3 separate regions of the Homo sapiens genome follow, and regions 2 and 3 are each linked to region 1. Evidence: chromatin contacts called from ENCODE Hi-C data. All regions are on one chromosome and are shown on one strand. The core of a region is the stretch at or near the end of the contact, and the rest is flanking DNA. Distances in the headings are between cores, read along the strand shown. Region 1 holds the start of CCDC93 (CCC complex scaffolding subunit CCDC93). Region 2 holds the start of CLASP1 (cytoplasmic linker associated protein 1). Region 3 holds the start of TSN (translin).

Region 1 (4,109 bases), core at 952-3,451:
CAGATTAACACTGAAATCAAATGGAAAAGGGCCACTGTCTGATCTGCTGGGAATGAAAGACCCTCTCTTGAAGCAATAAAAATCCACCAGGCTGGTTAATACATCCAGTTGTTGAAGCTAAATTTCTGACAAAGACAAACAACAATGAGCTCTTACACAAAGCCCAATAAACTTTCAATTTCCGTCCACTATAGTTGTTGTAAGCTGGAAGGCAGGCCAAGTCTAGCTATCTTTGTAAAGGGTTAAAAAGAATGAATTCGGGCAGGGCAGTGGCTCACATCTGCAATCCCAGCTACTGGGAAGCCTGAGGCATAAGAATTGCTTGAACCTGGGAGGCAGAGGTTGCAATGAACCGAGCTCACGCCATTGCACTCCAGCCTCGGTGACAGAGTGAGACTCTGTCTCAAAAAAAAAAAAAAGAATGAATTTAATGAATTAACTGGTCTAGTGACATCCTAATAACACAGACTATCCATATTTATATTTACTAGCTTCTGAACTAAATGATGATAAGTTATTGCTTGACCTGGTGAGTGTGGCCTCTTAGCAGTCAGTGAAAGTTTAAACGAAGGACATACAGCAGCAGGTTGCTCTTCATTAATTAATTTATTTATTTTCCCCCCAGAAAGACCTCCACTGATAGTACTGTGGAATATTGGGTTGGACGGATTTAAAGTAGAACGTGGGAGACCAGACAGAAGTCTACAGCAAAAGGCCAGGCAAAAACTTGATGAGAGCCTAGAATACAGAAGTGGCAAAAAAGAAAACTTCAAATGTCACAGTACAAATCCTATTGTTCACTATCCTGGGTCCCATCCCAGGCAACGTGCATGTAAGATTTTACCTAATACAGGGGTTCTGACAACATTATGCTTGTCAGGTTTTCTTAAGACAACAAAATGGACTTGCATTCGGGGAGCACACACTGACAAACAAATCTGTCCTTTCAGACTATATATATTCCCAGCTTCTGGACACAGAACACAGTGATCCCTCAATTAGTGGATACTTGTGATATGAAAGAACTGAGGATTTGGGAGGAATGCAGAGGAGTAACATTGGTCACTGGCAGGTAAGTGTGAAGGGACGACTCACCACGTCAAGCAAGCAGTCACCCTGCCCAATGCCTGCTCCAGAACCTTAGGAAAAAGGCAGAGGTGCGGCGTGGCTTCCATTTCTCTCCAGAATCCAGTAAACTAGACTAGCCTTTGAGTAAAATCAACTGAAAGGGACGACAGATGCAAACTACCTATGAGATGCTAAGTGGTATTTGCAGCCAAAAGAAAATGAATACACTTTCCCTGTATTCCCAGCAAACGTGGAAATCCGCAAACCACTCATGACCCCCTCCCTAGCACTAAGTGAGTACTTAACAAACACCTTTGGAAAAGAACCCCGCCCTCTTCTGGAGAAGCCGCAGCCTTTCCGCCCAGAGCCGGGTCCCCCGCCACACAGCACCCCTGGAGTGCGTCCCACCCCGAACGCCCCGGCGCGCTGACCCAGCGGGACACCTCCCTGGTGCGCGCAAGTCTCCCAAACTTCCTCCCGCCGCCCCGGCCCGGGTCCACGCAAGGAGGGTGGCATTCCCTCCCGACAGCAAGGCGGGTGGGGCGGGCCGCCGGGACTCTGCGGGGTGGCGGTAGACGTCCCAAGGTCACCACCCGAGCCCGAACCGCCTCGGAGAGCGGTCTCGTGACTCCAGCGCCCAGCAGCCTCGGCCCTCGGGGCTAGCCCTGCGGCGCGGGGTGGGGGAGCCCGTCCCGGACAGGGAGAAAGGTGGGAGCCCAGGACCCCGCGGCGCGTGGGGCTGCGTCAGAGCAGGTGTCGGGCTAGGAAGGCCACCTGCGCCCCAAGAGACCCGGGAGCGGCTTAAGTTTGTCCTCACCCGCCCGCCGCCCCCTGCCCATGCAGGGGTACCTGCTCCCCGCCTCCAAGAAGAGGGTCGGCGCTTCCCTGAGGTGGATACGCCTGAGGAAGGGGGCGGGGCGCCCCTAACGCACCCAGGGCCCGCTCAGCCCGCCGCCCCGCGGCTCGGCCCTCTCTTCAGGAACCCCGACGTGTCAGGGAAGGAGGAGGCGTTCTTACCTCCGGGAGACCCTGGCCCTCCGGCCCCCTGGGCAACCCCATGATCCGACCGGGCTGTCGTAAGGCGAGAGCGAAGCCCGCCAAGCGTCCGGAGGAAGCTGTCCCTGCCGCGGAGCTGCTACCGGGGTGGAGTACAAAGCGGAAACTCCCTCTGCCGCCGCCGCCGCCGCCGCCGCCGCCTGCCCGAAGCGCCGCAGCCGGGCAGAGCATGCGCGCTGGGGCCGGAGCGCGGCGCCACTGCGCCTGCGCCACAGCAGCCCGGGGAGAGGTGGGCTGGGCTGCAGGTCCTGGCGTTGTGCTGGATCATCGCGCCCGTACTCTGAAGTTTTCTCCGTGGCGCTCTTTGAGAGGGGTTCCTCCTGCATCTTGAGAATATTTTGCATTTCGGCTCCCTTCTCTTCTCGCTGCCATCGGATGCCCCAAATAGGTCCTGTCCCCTCGGTGAATCAGACTTCGGAAACCGCCTCGCTTCAGGGTCAGAGTCCAAGTACAGATGAGCTTGAGGATTCTGAATGCACGCCCGGCTCTAGACCTTACAGACACACGCTTGGACAGACTTCTCCATATACGACCCAGGAACGGACCCCTTGAGAAGGGATTCTTCAAGCCCGCTGCCCTCTCCAGCGTCCTGGCCAGTGGCATCGCGTTCCCAGGAAACCTCGCTTCAGATATTGCCCACCACCCCGCCCTATTCACGGTTCCTGGGTCTTCCTGGAGGAATGACATCTCAGAGAATGCGGACTCCTATGTTCATGTCATTTGAGCCGCCGCGTCCCTTATTTGATGTACCCCTTGTTGGTCCCGGAGGATGGCAACTAGACAAAAGGTCACAGGCCCCCACACCCGCTCCATAACGGCTTCTTGGCTTTTTGTTTCTTTTAAGCAATGAGGAAAGAGATGACTTTCGTGAAAACTTTTGCTGGAGAAGAGATCCTTCCCTCTGTATATGTGTGTGGGATGGGAAGTGTCAGACTCAGACCTTTAGTTCCTTGAGATCAAAAAGGTTTCGTGTTTGCTTTCGTCTCTTCTTTGCATCCCTAGCGTCTTTAAAAGAGTAGGCAGGCGCGGTGGCACATGCCTGTAATCCCAGCACTTTGGGGGTCGAGGCGGGAGTATCACTTGAACCTAGGAGTTGGAGACCAACCTGGGCAACATAGTGAGACCTCCATCTCTACAAAAAATAAGAAAATTAGCCCGGTGCCAGTGGTCCCAGCTAGCCGGTAGGCTGAGGTGGGAGAATTGCTTGAGCCAGGAAGGTTGAGGTTGCAGTGAGCTATGATAACACCACTGCACTCCTGCTTGGGTGACAGAGCAAGACCCTGTCTAAAAACTATATATATATACGTGTATATATATATATGTGTGTATATATATATACGTGTATATATGTGTGTATATATATACGTGTATATATATATGATGTTTTCTATTTTATTTTATTTTTGCACCTTTTGTACTCCTCCTGGAGTTCATCCTGACAGACAGAGGTTTGTCTGGAGCCAGAGCTCACAAATAGTTGGAACTGCCCTAAGGATGCCATTTTGTTCTTAAATATAACTAGCAAATATTACTCAAAGCTGTGCACGATCCCCAAACCCTGGTCCCCAATAATTTGAATAATCTGAATATGCAAGTTAAGGTATTGAGATGGGAACCCTCCTGTGTGGTATATCTTGCTCTTATCCTTTGTGAAGCCAATAAACTTCAATTTCTACTCTCATAACTTCCCAAATGTGTTGTTTTTGTAGTTTTAAAACTGTCATTCACTGAAATGGTATAGGTTGATGGGGAATGGAGAGTGATAATAATTTGTGGCCACTGTTGAGTGACCAGACAGGTACTGATGCCTAGGAACAGGTAGTAAGATCTCACATAGCAGGCAAGCCTAAACAGCTGTATATAATAGCAGCCTGGAGAATAACAGGACTCAGGCCACACCCTGAGTTCCCTGTTATAATGCTTTTGCAATGTTTTAAATAAGCATGAGTAGCTAACTTCCTCAGTAAGAAACTGTCCTTCCCGAG
Region 2 (4,108 bases), core at 101-2,600, 3.6 Mb after region 1:
GTTGCTATTCTCCCAATCCCTTGATGAGCAAACGGAGCCAATATCCAGGATCCCTCATATCGAGAGGTCAGTTACCGTCGTAAATAATCGTAGTAATAAAAACAATTTCTAATGCCAGAATTGAAAACGGACTGTGGCACCCAAATAGGGTCCAAGGTACATGGCGGCATGAAACTATTTCTCGCTTCTGACTCTTCTGCATCACGGTCTCCCAAAGGACTAGAGAATCTGAAGCTCTCATTGCCACATCTACAAATGAAAGTATCATGTTTAAAGAGCTCACAGGTTCTACGAATGGTCAGTATTTAATGAACGCACCCCACTACACAGAAACTCACCCAGCTGCAAACTCAGCTGCAAACTCACCACAGCGTGCTTTCAGACTCCACATTAATTTTTTTTAATTTTAGAAGCAAACAACTATTTTAAAAATATTATGTAATAATTTAAACTCTGGAAAGCCCCATACTCATCCCAGCAGCTCGGAAAACGGAAAGCAAAATTCGATTAGCTCCATTGTACCTAGCCAGGCTAACGTGCAAGATCACACACTCATCTTCGTCAGAGCGTCTCTGCCAATACCAAAGAACAACAAAGGCAAGTTGAGAAGTCTGCACAGGCTTAACTCAGCACTTGTTCGCTTTCCCAGCTTCAGAAAGAAGCTCTTCGAAGGCCCCGGGAACCAAGGGGACCTTGTGCATCCCATCAAGCCGGCCGCTCCGCTCGGCGCCGCTCGCGCAGCTTTTGTCTGGCCCGGTTGGGAGCCCAGGACGGGAGCCCGGGCCGCCCGCCTCCCGGCACCCCTTCTCTCTGGATCTTTCTTCACACCCATCACTCGCCAATGACTAGTTGTTGTGGGTTTCTCTCCCTCGCCCCCTCCCTTCCTTTCAAACGCGCCCCGGGCTCGCTGGCTTCTCCCACCCGGCAGGGGAGACTCGGGTTAGGAAGGGGGCCCGGGTGGGGTCTGGAAAAGGGAAACAGAGAGGGGCACACAAAGCCCGACTGACCCCAGGGCCGATCCCCTCCCTCTGCAAAGCAGCCTGGGCTCAGCGACCTACTGGTTGGATAAACAACCCTCGCATCCCGCTCCTCGCCAGGCTCCCACCTCAGGGCCGCCCCATCCCCCCAAAGTGCACCCAAGAGCCGATGACAGCGCTGGACATCGCCCCCACCCAGACCCGGCGCCCGCCACTGCGCGGGAGGGGCCAGGGCCGCGAGAGGGCTCGGGTCTGACCCTCCGCCCCCTGACCGGGTACTTACAGCCCTGTTTTTCGTTACTGTTGCCGCTGCGGACCAGAGAGCCGCCGCCTTCTCCTCCACCCCAATGAGGTTAAGCGCTTGGTGCGGGGATTAAAAAAAAAAAAAAAGAAAAAAAAAAAAAAGACCGAGAGAGCGAGAGAGACGCCGAGGGCGCCTGCGCAGTGCGGTCACCCTTTTTCTTCTTACCGCCACCAACCCGGGTACACCATAGAGAGCGTAAACCGAGACCAGAGAGGCGGCTGCCTCTCTATGGTAACGCCCCGCGCAGGCGCTGGCCTGGCCGTGTTAGGCTTCGCTGGCGTAAAGTCCCCGGGAGCTTTGCCCCTCACGGAGAACGTTAGTTGACCCTGATGGGGACCCGTAGGGTAAAGGTTTTGTTTTTGTTTTTTTTTACGGAAAAGGTTGTGGTTAGGCCCCTTGGAAAGTTGCGACAAAACTCGAGTTAGACAAGGAAGGTCGGAACTAAGTGGCCACAGCAACAATGCACCAGCAAGCAGGGAGCGTGATAGGAAGAGCTAAAGAGGAATCGGGAAACCCTGGGTAAAAGTCGTCCAAGTGGAACTTCCTTTGGTCGGGGGTCTGATACTCGAAGGAAACGGTCTTTCACTTCTGGGTTAGGGCGTCCGCCCAGAGGGCGACTGCAATGAAGGAAATTGTGCCCTGCGACTTCCCGTAACAGAGCTGTGTGTCCACGCTCCCTTTTCCGAGCAGGCGCGGACGCTTGTGCCGGAAGTAAACTTGTTAACGGTTCTTTGCCTTTTGGGGAGGGGAGACAGCCCAGAGAAGGCTTTGGAGACCCTTGAGTCGGCCAGCGAGCAGGGTTTCTTACTTGAGCGCCTCCACAAATAAACGCTCCTTCGCTCCTCCGTCGCGTGCGTTTCCCTGGGATAATAAGTGGGAAAGTGGTGGCTTTTATTTTTTTGAGACAGGGTCTCACCGCCGTCGCCCAGGCCGGATGGAGTGCAGTGGCGCGATCACGGCTCACTGCAGCCTCGACTTCCCAGGCTCAGGTGATCCTCCTGCCTTAGCCTCCCGAGTAGCTGGAATTACAGGCGTGCACCACCCCCCCCCAACTACTTTTTGTATTTTTTTGTAGAGATGGGTTTCACCATGTTTCCCAGCCTTGTCTCAAACTCCTGACCTCAAGTGATCCGCCGTCTTGGGTCTTCGAAAGTGCTGGGACAGCAGGAGTGAGCCACCGCATCTGGCCCGGAAAGTGTTTTGGAGCGTAGAAAAATGCAAATTATAGGGCTGCCTTCAAGGATCCCGAAGGACCCACAGATTTGCCGCATCAGGCTCCTATGCACGCCGGTAATTTGATGTGTTGAGATGCACTGCCCAGTGCGTTGTTTTTACTGGAGGAGCTTGTGTGCGGAGCTCCTTGCTAGTGTATGTGTTGGGATGGGAGAGAAGTGCGGGAGAACTATGAGATAATGCCCCCTGATCCTCAGGGTCTTAGGAGGTATGGTCGGAGAGGCTAAGCTAAAGTATGAAAGCCGTGTGTAGGCCCTTCTGTGTAGTGCAGAAAAGGTAGAGGTATGTGATTTGAAAGAGTAGGGATGACATGGAGGATGCGACTCCTGGTTGGATCTATAAACTAATGTCTTTGGAACGAAAGCACATGCAACCTTTTGAAAATGGATGGGTGATAATGAAAGACCATTCCAGAGAAGAAACACCATGGTGCAAAGGCTCAAGAGGCATACTGGAAGTACAATGAAGAGAGCAATCTAACTGAAATGGGAAAAAAAGAAACAAAGAGTAAAAAGTAAGATTTGATGAGAAAGATGGAATCGATTTTTAAATTTTTTTATCTACACAACAAAATTTATTATCTTAACCATTTTTGAGTGAATAATTCGTTAGTATTAAGTATATTTACCTCGTGCGGCCAGTCTCCAGAATTCTTTTCATCTTGCAAAACAAACCCCGAACCCATTAAACAATTTCTCATTCGCCATTTTCCAGCTAGCCTTGGTAACCTCCATTCTAGTTCTGTCTCTGTGAATTTGACTGTGTACCCCGTGTAAGTGGTATCATACAGTATTTGTATTTTTGTGACTGGCATATTTCACATAGCATAATCTCCTTGTGGTTTATCCATCTTGTAGCATGTGTCAGAATTTCCTTCCCTTTTAAGACTAAATAATATTCCATTGTGTGTATATACCACTTGTGTTATTTCCACCTTTTGGTTATTGTGAATAATACTGCTTCAAACATGAGTGTACAGATAACTCTTCAAGATCCTTTTAGGGTAATACAGAGATAGTAAGTTATCTTGATTGTTCACTGCCAGTTACAGACCAAACTCCTTGTTCTCCTTGTGCTCCACTTCTCAACCACTGCACTTGGCTAGTCTTAAACAAAAAAAGAAAAACCCTAATTTTAATAGCTTGTGGGGACAGACGCAGTGGCTCACGCCTATAATCCCAACACTTTGGGAGGCCGAGGTGGGTGGATCACTTGAGGTCAAAAGTTCGAGACCAGCCTGGCCAATATGGTAAAACCCTGTCTCTACTAAAAATACAAAAATTAGCCGGGTACGGTGGCACACACCTGTAATCCCAGCCACTCAGGAGACTGAGGCAGGAGAAATGCTTGAACCCAGGAAGTGGAGGTTGTGGTGAACGGAAATTGCGCCGCCGCACTCAAGCTGGGCGACAGCGAGACTCCGTCTCAAAAATTAGTATTAATAGAATGTGGGAGATTTTGAAACCAAGTATAGAAATTCATACTTTATATTGTTTAAGGTCCGTGACTAGGCATAGTAACATGATGAAAGAACTGTTTTGGGTTTGTTTGGTTTTTTTCCGAGACAGAGTCTCACTCTGTTGCCCAGGCTGGC
Region 3 (4,561 bases), core at 2,036-4,535, 3.7 Mb after region 1:
CTCACACCTGTAATCCCAGCACGTTGGGAGGCCGAGGCGGGCAGATCACGAGGTCAGGAGATCGAGACCATCCTGGCTAACAAGGTGAAACCCTGTCTCTACTAAAAATACAAAAAATTAGTTGGGTGCAGTGGCGAGCGCCTGTAGTCCCAGCTACTCAGGAGGCTGAGGCAGGAGAATGGCGTGAACCCGGGAGGCAGAGCTTGCAGTGAGCCGAGATTGCGCCACTGCACTCCAGCCTGGGCGACAGAGCGAGACTCTGTCTCAAAAAAAAAAGAAAATAATAAAGAGTAGAAATTGATGGAATTGAAACAGAATCGGGCATGGTGGCTTATGCCTGTAATCCCAGCACTTTGGGAGGCTGAGGTGGGTGGGTCACCTGAGGTCAGGAGTTCAAGGCCGGCCCGGGCAACATGGTGAAACCCCATCTCTACTAAAAATACAAAAATCAGCTGGGTGCAGCGGAGCGCGCCTGTAATCCCAGTTACTCGGGAGGCTGAGGCAGGAGAATCATATGAACCCAGGAGGCGGAGGTTGCAGTGAGCCGAGATCACGTCACTGCACTCCACCCCAAGTGACAGAGACTCCATCTCAAAAAAAAAAAAAAATTAAACAGAGAACTAGTTATTTTAAGAGATCAATAAAGTGGATAAACCTCCAGCAAGATTGACAAAGAGAAACAGAGAAAATGGATAAATTCTTTCTATCAGGAATGAAATACAGGGTGGCACTAGAGAGCCTGAAGATGACAAAAGAATATAAGGAAATACTATAAACAACTCTATTCAAATAAATGACTTAGACTAAATGAACCAATTCCTTTAAAAAAACACAGCTACCATAGCTCACCCAATATTAAATAGATACTTTGTAGCCTGGGCAACATAGCCAGACCCCATCTCTACCAAAAAAGACAAAAATTAGCCAGGTGTGGTGGCATGTGCCTATAGTCCCAGCTACTGGGTAGGCTGAGGCAGAAGAATCACCTGCTGACAGAGCGAGACCCCATCTCTTAAAGAAAAAGATACTTTGAGTAGCACTATGACTATTAGGAAATTGAATTTGCAATAAAAATTCCCCAAAAGAGATCTCCAAAGAAGGTTTCGTTGGAGAAGGTTTCAGCAGAGAATTCTACAACTACTTAAAGAACAAACAGCAATCTGCATAAGCTCTTCCAGATAATAGACCAGAAGGGAACACTTTCCAGTTCTTTATGAAGCTAGTATTGGGAAGGAAAAGCTTTCTCTTTATTATATTTTGTTCAGTTTATGGGGGCCTCCAAAAAATTATTTATTTGAGGCAGGGTCTCACTCTGTCACCCAGGCTTGAGTGCAGTGGCACAATCATGGCTCACTGCAGCCGTGGCATCCTGAGCTCAAGTGATCCTCCCACCTCAGCCTCTGAAGTAGCTGGGACCACAGGCATGCGCTACCATGTTCAGCCAATTTTCAAAACATTTTTTGTAGAGATGGCGGTCTCACTATGTTGCCCAGGCTGGTCTCGAACTCTTGGGCTCAAGTGATCCTCCTCGTTAGCCTCTTAAAGTGGTGGGATTACAGGTGTGAGCCACCATGCCCAGCCAGGGCCTGCAAATTAAACTGACAAAAGACAGATTAACGGAACAGAAAATCAGCATGGGCATATAAGAACTCAACAACACCATCGACTAATAGGGTCTAATTAAACTTTTTATAGGACACTCCCAAAAAAGGCTTATTTGCATGGATGCTGGAGCTAGCAAAATAAGTAGCTAGCCTACTAAATGGTTAGAGGTTTATGTCTGGGCGCAGTGGTTGATACCTGTAATCCCAGCATTTTGAAAGGCTGAGGCAGGAGGATTTCTTGAGCCCAGGAGTTCAAGACCCGACTGGGCAACGTAATGAGACCAAAAAATGAAACAGAACAAAACAACAATAACGAAAACCACACAAGAAAAGAAAGAAACAAAAAACCAGTTAGTGGCTTGTGTGCCTAACTCTAGGTAAAACGGAGAGGTGACGAAAGTTTGTATGAGAACAAATAGGATTCTTTAGGACAGACGAATGGGTTTTGGGAGAACAAACACGAGATAAGAAAGGGTTTTTTATTTTTTTTGAGACGGAGTCTGTTGCCCAGGCTATAGTGCAGTGGTGTGATCTCGGCTAACTGCAACCTGTGCCTCCCGGGTTCAAGCGATTCTTCTGCCTCAGTCTCCCGAGTTGCCGGGATTACAGGCGCGCGCCACCACGCCCGGCTAGTTTTTGTATCTTTAGTAGAGACGGAGTTTCACCATGTTGGTCAGGCTGGTCTCGAACTCCTGACTTTGTGATCTGCCCGCCTTGGCCTCCCAAAGTGTTGGGATTACAGGTGTGAGCCACTGCGCCCGGCCGATAGTTTTTTAAAAATGTAGGTGCTAGTGGTCTTACTGTCTTCTTCATGGACATGAAATTATTCTCATATAATGAGAATTAAATATGATCCTTCATGTAAAGAGTTTAGAATAATGTCAGAAACAAAGCAAGCAATAAATTATCATTTAGTTGATAAGAATCATTCCAATTCATCTGGCGAGTGCAACACACACACACACTGTATTTGTGTATGGAATAACTGTTCAAGAACACACACACAGTATGTGTGTATGAAATAACTCTTCAAGAACAAAGGGGAAACCGTTATAGGGCATGAAAGGGGAAACCGTTATAGGGCATGGAAGGGGAATTAGGACAAGGTGTGAGTGGAAAGAGAAACATCCCACCGCACACGCTTAAAAAAGCCGTTTAATTTAAAAATAGGTAATACAGCCATACAGAGAAGACATTAAAAGATCTACACAGAAAATTTTCGCTCCCAATCCATTCCCTACTCACAGTCCTACATACGTTACTTTTATTTTCCTTTTTTTTGGAAATGCACTGGCCCCCTACTCTCTCACGAAGGCTGAACTCTCTCTACATTCTTCTGCACCTGTTTTTTGTGCATACTCTTTCGTTGTCAAATATTTCCCTCCAACTGTTGTTGTGTATGAAATAAATACACACATATAAGCTAACCAGCCCCACTTGCCCGCACCACCTACACGCCCGTCCCCGCCCTCCCTCAGGCCCACGTGCTCCGAGGGCCGCCTTCGCAGGTTGTTTCTGGCGATGCCTGTCTGAAGGCCTCAGACTGAGGCCCCGCCCACTCTCCCTCTCCTCTGCCCTTTGGACGCGCGCCTCGGTTCCGAACGCAGCGGACGGCGCCTCAGGCAGCGCGGCGGACAGCCCGTCCTCCGGCGCGCCGCGAGCCTCGGAGGACCCTAGCGACGGTCGTGGCGTAAGACCGGGGGGACGCGGCGGTAGCGGCGGCCGTTGCGATTGATTGCGCTGGTTGCCTGCGGCGTCCACTTCCTTGGCCGCCCTTGCTACACTGGCTGATTGTTGTGCAGCCGGCGCCATGTCTGTGAGCGAGATCTTCGTGGAGCTGCAGGGCTTTTTGGCTGCCGAGCAGGACATCCGAGAGGCGAGCCCCCTCCCTTCCCCATTCCCTTTGCCTTTCCATGCCTAGTTGGGCCACTTCGCCCGGCCCTCCTCTGTCGCTCAGTCTCGGGCGGTGGGGACGCCTCCGAGGGTGGGTTGCTTCCCCTCTAGCTTTAGGTTAGGCACTCCCCGCCCCCGCCCAAAATTTTGCTGCTCTGTCCTGATTCCCCGTGTTCGAGTCTCAGCTTCTCAGCATCACTTGCCTCGTTTGTGTCAGTTTTCCTTCTTTTCAGCACTTGTTTATATCGAAGGCTCGATTAGCACCTGGTCTTCAGCGAATGAGCGTTTCGTGTATTTTTGTTGGTGTCTTAAAAGCACATGTGATCTGCTTAAAACTCTCCTGTGATTTCCTATGCCACACAGGATAAAAAATCAGACTCTACTGTGGCTCACATGGTTTCTCTTCAATCTCGTTTATGCTCTCTGTCTTTGTGTATGATGTTCACTTTACCTCTTCTAGTGCCCCAAATAGCTTCCTGCCTGTTTGCTTTTCCTGGAATTTGCTTCTTTCCCGTTCTTTTCCTGATTGTCTCGTATTTATCTCATTGGCGTCACAGTCTAAGCGATCTATTTCCTGTTATGTTTTCTAGTAGCACATTAACTTTTTTTAATGTGTGTAATATTGATTATTTTAAAAAAATCTTCTCCCTCATTGTATGTTAAACCGCCAGAGGGAAGGGATTGTGTGCTTGGTTCCCCGGTATTTACACAGTGCCTCGCACATAAGTATGCTCAGTGAATATTTTAAAAATGAATTAGAGGCGGGGAGCGGCGCCTCATGCCTGTAATTCCAGCATTTTGGGAGGCCGAGGCGGCCAGATCACCTGAGGTAAGGAGTTTGAGACCAGCCTGGCCAACATGGGGAAACCCTGTCTCTACTAAAAATATAAAAGAACATTAACTGGGCATGGTTGCGCACACCTGTAATCCCAGCTACTCGGGAGGCTGAAGCAGGAGAATGGCGTGAACCCGGGAGGCGGAGGTTGCGGTGAGCTGAGATCGCGCCACTGCACTCCAGCCTGGGTGACAGAGCGAGACTCCGTCTCAAAAAAAAAAAAAAAAAG

The links. Hi-C counts contacts between places; a loop is a spot of excess contacts on that map. Pooled maps may share reads with other maps.
Region 2: a map of CD8-positive, alpha-beta T cell shows a loop between it and region 1 (9-fold over the local background). The contact joins the promoter of CLASP1 here to the promoter of CCDC93 in region 1. A Hi-C loop is called at or near these places in 3 of 168 maps with a recorded cell type or tissue (CD8-positive, alpha-beta T cell and naive thymus-derived CD4-positive, alpha-beta T cell) and 10 of 50 pooled maps.
Region 3: a loop to region 1 is called in a pooled map, with 19 times the contacts of the local background. The contact joins the promoter of TSN here to the promoter of CCDC93 in region 1. A Hi-C loop is called at or near these places in 9 of 50 pooled maps.

The regions. Positions count from the first base shown.
Region 1 is chr2:118,011,869-118,015,977 of GRCh38, forward strand. It overlaps CCDC93 (CCC complex scaffolding subunit CCDC93), which reads right to left and starts at 2,202. Exons shown (of 24, transcript NM_019044.5): 1 at 2,086-2,202. The coding sequence starts at 2,127. RefSeq lists silencers at 1,690-1,739, 2,210-2,409.
Region 2 is chr2:121,648,112-121,652,219 of GRCh38, forward strand. CLASP1 (cytoplasmic linker associated protein 1) reads right to left here and starts at 1,351. Exons shown (of 41, transcript NM_001395891.1): 1 at 1,261-1,351. It overlaps NIFK-AS1 (NIFK antisense RNA 1), which reads left to right and starts at 1,543. Exons shown (of 4, transcript NR_037857.1): 1 at 1,543-2,270; 2 at 2,357-2,571. RefSeq lists enhancers at 305-933, 934-1,560, 1,592-1,861.
Region 3 is chr2:121,752,366-121,756,926 of GRCh38, forward strand. TSN (translin) reads left to right here and starts at 3,286. Exons shown (of 6, transcript NM_004622.3): 1 at 3,286-3,480. The coding sequence starts at 3,415. RefSeq lists an enhancer at 3,151-3,340.